Regions from separate parts of the Homo sapiens genome. Here region 2 is linked to region 1. Evidence: chromatin loops called from intact Hi-C (ENCODE). Cell type or tissue: mammary epithelial cell. All regions are shown on one strand. Links, peaks and the distances in the headings refer to the core of each region. The heading gives the core; the rest is flanking DNA. Region 1 holds the start of ZSCAN9 (zinc finger and SCAN domain containing 9). Region 2 overlaps SCAND3 (SCAN domain containing 3).

Region 1 (2,915 bases), core at 238-2,737:
ACATCAACTTAGAGAAAGAATAAATGGAAATATTGTTACTGTCGACTAAATGAACGAACCAACATTTACTTTACTATTTACTTCAGTTTTCTTAATCTTCAAAACAACCATTTAAGGTTAGTATTATTTTCACTAAATTTACAGAAAGAAAGGCTTAGGTGGATTCCAAGTCCTGGAGCTTTCCACACCGCCCTGCTGCTACTGAAGAATAACAGTCAACACTGCACAAGTCTACAATATGCTTTCAGATACAAGACTATATTTCATCCTCACAATTACCCACTGAGGTTTTATTATAATAATTATTTCACTAGATAAGAAATGGAAGCCAGGGAAAGTTAAGTAGATTGCCCAAGGTCAACTTCTTTTTGAGGACAATCCTAAGAAGCCAAAGAAGCCCAAGGGAAAAGTTTTCTCCACAGACGCAGGAAGCACCTGAAACCCATGGGGGTGTTCCCAAAATGTGTGTCTCCAAAATGCCAGGAAGCACAGCGCAGCAGCTGAATTCCAGCTTGAAAGGCCCTATGGCAGACATCTGGGGAATCTGAATTGGGAGGTGGAGAGAAGTACAGGGAGACCCAGAATATGCCCTTTAACGGGCTCCTCAGTGATTTGTATGTATTATAAGGTTTGAGAATCAATGAACTAAGGAAAAGGGAATCGGGAACTGCTACATTCTGCGCTTGAAAACCAGTCCATTCAACGCCCCTTAATTTGCTTTCAGAATCTAGAGGTAAGAGGGTATACAGGTTCTCCATCGTGAAGGCTGCCAAAGTCTTAATTGTCCTTAACTTCCTCTCCCGGGTGTTTCTTTCCCTGAGTCCTAAGCCTGTTGTCGTTATTCACCGAGGTGACCCTTCAGCCTCGCAGTCCTCCTACAACCCTTTCTTGTACAATGTCCCCACAGCTGGGGATGACCACTCTGGTCTAGGGGACGCCCGAAGCCGCCCGGCACTGACCGCCGCCCCCTCCTCCGGCTCCCACTTCCCAGCGGCTGAGGTTCACTTTCCACACCCCTTTTCCAGCCCCACCCTCCCTGACCCGCCTCCATTCCCGGTCCCCACAGCCAACTCACGAGACCCGGAACGCGCAAGGAGGGAGAGGGGGTTACCGGCCCGGCGTTGCTAGAAGCGCGGCACGAACAATGGCCGGGCAGGGAACAAAGATGCCGACCTCTCCTCGAAGGCGGACGGAGCAGAGGCACTTCCGGGCCGGTCTAGGATTCCATGTCTCGATGTCCGGCGTTCACCTTGCTTCGGACTCAACCCCCAATTTCCTGGCGTCCAGTTCTTTTTCAGCAGTGAATCACATAATCAGAATGTCATACGTGTGTGGGCCGCACACAGGTTTTAAACGGAAAACGTTGATGAAGCATAGACCGTTAACTATTGAAAATGATGATTTTTAAAAGCATTTTTAAAATTAATACATTATTTATGGTTTAAAAACCCTCAGACAATACCAAAATTAATAAAGTAAAATGTCAAACCCCACCTACCCCTCCTTAGTCCCACTCCCCGAGGCAGCCACTGTCACCGTTAGCCTGGAATTTGTATATCATTGTGATCCTCTCTCACACACACAATGGCATTATTTTATATTTAGCCTTTTCTCCCCCGCTTATTTTAACGTTTTCACTTCATGTATCCTAAAAAGCTTTACTCATCATGTAAGTCTAACTTATTGTATGGGTGCATAACAGTCCATAAAGCAATTTATTTGTCCAGGCCCCTATGTATTCTTTATTTAGGCATCTGCCTGCGTGCTTGCCTTCTTTCCTCCCTCCCTTCCTCTTTTCCTACCTTCCTCCCTCCCTTCCTGCCTTTCTCCCATCCTCCTTTCCTTTTCTTTCTTTCTTGTTTTTGTTTTTTGTTGTTTTTTTTTTTTGCTGTAAAAGTTTTCTGGAGTTTTAGTAATAATAATACAAAATCAAACCAAAACCAATTAAATAAATTTGTCACCCAGGCTGGAGTGCAGTGGCACCATCATAGCTCACTGCAGACTGCAACTCCTGGCTCAAGCAATCCTGCCTCAGCCTCCTGAGTAGCTGGGACTACAGTCACATACCACCATGCCCAGCATTTTTTTTGGGGGAGGGGGGTAGAGACCAGGGTCTCGCTTTGTTGGCCAGGCTGGTCTCTAACTCCTGACCTCAAGTGATCCTCCCACCTCCGCCTGGCAAAGTGCTGGTACAGGCATGAGCCACCATGCCCAGCCTTAAATAAATTTTATTGGTACAAAAGAGCGTAATTGTAGGTACTGTTAGTCATTCATCAGTTTTACTATGCCAACCAGAATGATGGTGTCACGTAGATTAAACTATATTCTGTTTGTTTTAACAGAATCTTATCATTTATTTTATTAAAGCAGTAAGAAAGTATCTTGTGTGTTAATGGAGGCTCCATGATCTGTTTTAACTCCAAAACGGTAGTAGCTCGGAAAATTTCTTTATTATTTTCCTCAACCTAGCCTTCTGAGGGCATTAAATAAACCCAAGCTTTATGCTTTACTTCTTTTTCTTTCAAATATCCAATAAGTATATAATCAATAAGAGCACTAACATGCAGAAAATTTGCTCAAAAATCCTCATCACTTTTTCCACCATACCATGTTCACTTGCAAATCCCTCATTACAAACTTTCCTAACAAACTATGAAATGAGAGTAAATGCTCAATTTCTCTTGGACTTGAATAGACTGTTTAAATATGTTATTCTTTTCCATTTTGTATGACCATCTGTGACAAGTAAATGCAATTTAATATTTGTATGAAACTTCTTAAATGTCTCACTGGCAGTTGGTTAGGGTCTCTCACTGGTTTATATGTGCTTGCTAAGTGGGTCAACTATAGGGCTCAGGCAGGCTCCAGCCCAGAGTCAAGTGGGCAGCACGTTGGACTTCACAATGGTTAGCCCT
Region 2 (2,915 bases), core at 93-2,592, 360 kb before region 1:
GGCTCATACACCCAGGCTTTATTTAGGGCCAAAGTATCCGTCATAACCTCGGTTTTCTGTCTCGCAAGTATCTTGCCGCTCAATTTGTGACCCTGAAGCTTTAGTGAGTCGCTCTGTGCTCACTATTTCTGGTCTTTTCAGAGGATGGCTTCACTTTCAATGGAATTGCCCGAGTAACTGCCCTGTGTTGTCACGTAAACAAGTCCTTTTAAACTGAGTCTGTAGTTGTCCTGTGTTGAGTGTTTTCTTATATCAAAAACTTTCCTGACCAAGAACAAAAAAGGAGCTCAAGTAAAATCACCCATTTGCCTAGACCCCAACTGGAGAGAACCTTTGCCTGAGCTGTCTAAGCTCGGGATGGAAGCAGTCTCTAGGGTCTTCCCAGCCTTGGCTGGCCAGGCTCCAGAAGAACAAGGGGAGATTATCAAAGTAAAGGTTAAAGAAGAAGACCACACTTGGGATCAGGAATCAGCCCTACGTAGGAATTTGTCTTATACCAGGGAACTCTCTCGTCAGCGCTTCAGGCAGTTCTGCTATCAGGAGACACCTGGGCCCAGGGAGGCTCTGAGTCAACTGCGGGAACTTTGCCGTCAGTGGCTGAACCCAGAGATACATACCAAGGAGCAGATCCTGGAATTGTTGGTGCTGGAGCAGTTCCTGACCATCCTGCCTGAGGAGCTCCAGTCTTGGGTGCGGGAGCATAATCCTGAGAGTGGAGAAGAGGTGGTGACTTTGCTGGAAGATTTGGAGAGGGAGCTTGATGAACCTAGACAGCAGGTGAGAAATTGGAGGTGCCATCTTCTGTGGAGAATTTGGGTGCATGGATCCAGAATGGAGTAATGGGAGTAATTTCGCGCTGGTGGTTGGAAACCCTGGTTTGGGGCATTATTTCTTATTTGATCACTGGTGTAGATGAATAGATGCGTGCATATGAGATAACAGTTTTTGTGTATGATACAAATAATTAAATGATTTAACCAAATGGAAAAGCTTGATCTATTTTTTACCAGTAGAAAATATATTTTATGTAGTGACTATGAGATTAAAGAAATATACAATAGTAAATTTTTTTTAAAAAATTACTGTCTTTTGAAGCTATCTAGGCTCTGTTACTAATTAGCTGTGTAACCTTGGGCATATTACACCTTCTCTGGGACATTAATGTCTTCATCTGTACAATGAAAATACTAATTGCATGATTTCCTTGGTTCTTTTCAGTATCTAGAGTTGGTATGTAAAATGTTTTGAGCTCAAAATTATTTTTAGAAGAATTTTAAAAGCTTTTTGCCATTACAGTGGAGTTGTTTCTAAAGGAGTATATTTGCCTTCTTTGACAGTAATTTTAGAACATTGTGGATATTGCCAGACATTCTTATATTTTTTAGTGATACTATTCATACATTTATCTGAACTCTTTCAGAATGTGAACCCTTTATGTATACAGTCTGATCTGTTAAAAACGCATGTTTCTGGAATGCAAAATCTTTTAAAATGAGGTCAGTATGCCAGAAATGAGTCAGTATAATGCTGAAATTGTGTAAGCTCATGTATGAGTTTTCCCAGCAAGTTGATGTTTGGGGCCACCAGGTGGGAGTAGCTGAATTCAGAGTATCTGATGTAGCTGAGCACAGCAAGTCCTGAATACATACAGTACTGTACATAATTCCCATTTGCCCCCACATCCTTCCTCTGGCTGTCTTGGAAGCACTTATTTACATTGTTCCCTCCCATCTTTGTGTATTTTTTGCTAAAGTTTTTTGTATTCCAGAAAAGGAGCAAGCAGAGGGTTTTGCAAGTGCCATAGAAGTGTGCTTGTGATAAAATTTCTGCTAGTGAGTATAAAAGAAGAAAAGCTTTAACAATTGAAGACAAGTTTGAAACTATACAGTGTTTTGAAAGAAAAGAAACTGTGAGATTGGTCATGCAACTGGCATAAAGGAGTAAATGTATGTACAATTAGAGACAATGATGGGAAAAATAAAATTATCTAGCTGGAACAACTGCCAGTGTTATGAAATCTGTTGGAACAAGGAATAAGGAAATGGAGGAAATGGAGCATTTGTTAAGTGTGTGGATTGAATACCAAACAAGGAAGCAATCCAATGCAGTCTTTCTCAGAGTTAAAGAAAATACCTTCACAATGTATGGAGACATTAAGAAAAAAAGATGGAAGTCCCGCAGAAGTGCCTTCATTTAGTGGAAGTAGTGGCTGGTTTAGTATCTTCAAGAACTACTGTACTTTCCACAGTGTTAAACTGTCTGTGCAGACGAGGCTGTAAGTGCAGATGAAGAAGCTGCAAAGACATTTTCCCCTCATTAAGAAATTAGATTGATAAGGAAGGCCATCCCCTGGCTCAGATTTTTACTTTTTATGAAACCAGTCTCTATTGGAAGCAGATGCCCTCAAGGGGATATGTGGAGAATTTGGATGCATTGATCCAGAATGGAGTAAGCAGGACTGGAAGTACTCTAGAAACACACTGTGGGGTTTAAGGCTACAAAGGATCAACTGATGGTGATGCTGGGTGCAAATGCCAGTGGAATTTTAAAGCTAAAGCCTGTGATTATCATTCTGCCAATCTATAAGCTTTAAAATGAATTGTAAAGACTAGCCTTGGTGCCTACTACAGGTCTAGCAAGAGAGACTAGATGACAGGGCAGATATTTTCTGATCTTTCGGGTGATTTTTTTGTAGATTAAAAAAAAATAAAACATTGCAAGAGAAAAAAATTGTCTTTTAAAATTCTTATAATTCTCAGTGATACACCAAGCCACCCTCCAGTAGTCACTGAGCTTTCCTCAAATATCACAGTTCTCATTTTACCTCCCAATACAACTTCTTTACTGCAGCCCCTTAATCATGGTGTGATTGCAATCTTTAAAGCTTATTATTTAAAGCAAACATTCAAGATATT

Evidence for each region. Peaks named below come from ENCODE experiments on the same cell type or tissue, not always from the same donor. Only the 100,000 strongest peaks of a DNase experiment are listed, where the experiment ranks them.
Region 2: it touches region 1 in a loop (10-fold over the local background); 4 of 110 quality-filtered maps call a loop at or near these places.

The regions. Positions count from the first base shown.
Region 1 is chr6:28,223,527-28,226,441 of GRCh38, reverse strand. ZSCAN9 (zinc finger and SCAN domain containing 9) reads right to left here and starts at 1,167. Exons shown (of 4, transcript NM_006299.5): 1 at 1,076-1,167. RefSeq lists an enhancer at 1,263-1,362. In mammary epithelial cell, for the core only: no CTCF peak of the experiment used is centred there; a DNase peak (open chromatin) is centred at 1,211; H3K4me3 peaks cover 1,490 bases; H3K27ac peaks cover 1,422 bases.
Region 2 is chr6:28,584,160-28,587,074 of GRCh38, reverse strand. It overlaps SCAND3 (SCAN domain containing 3), which reads left to right. Exons shown (of 4, transcript NM_052923.2): 1 at 1-777. The coding sequence starts at 358. Among named protein-coding and RNA genes, the nearest start is that of SCAND3, 1.7 kb to the left of the region's middle. RefSeq lists an enhancer at 1-157. In mammary epithelial cell, for the core only: a CTCF peak has its summit at 1,587 (motif pointing right); DNase peaks (open chromatin) are centred at 564 and 1,574; H3K4me3 peaks cover 850 bases; H3K27ac peaks cover 777 bases.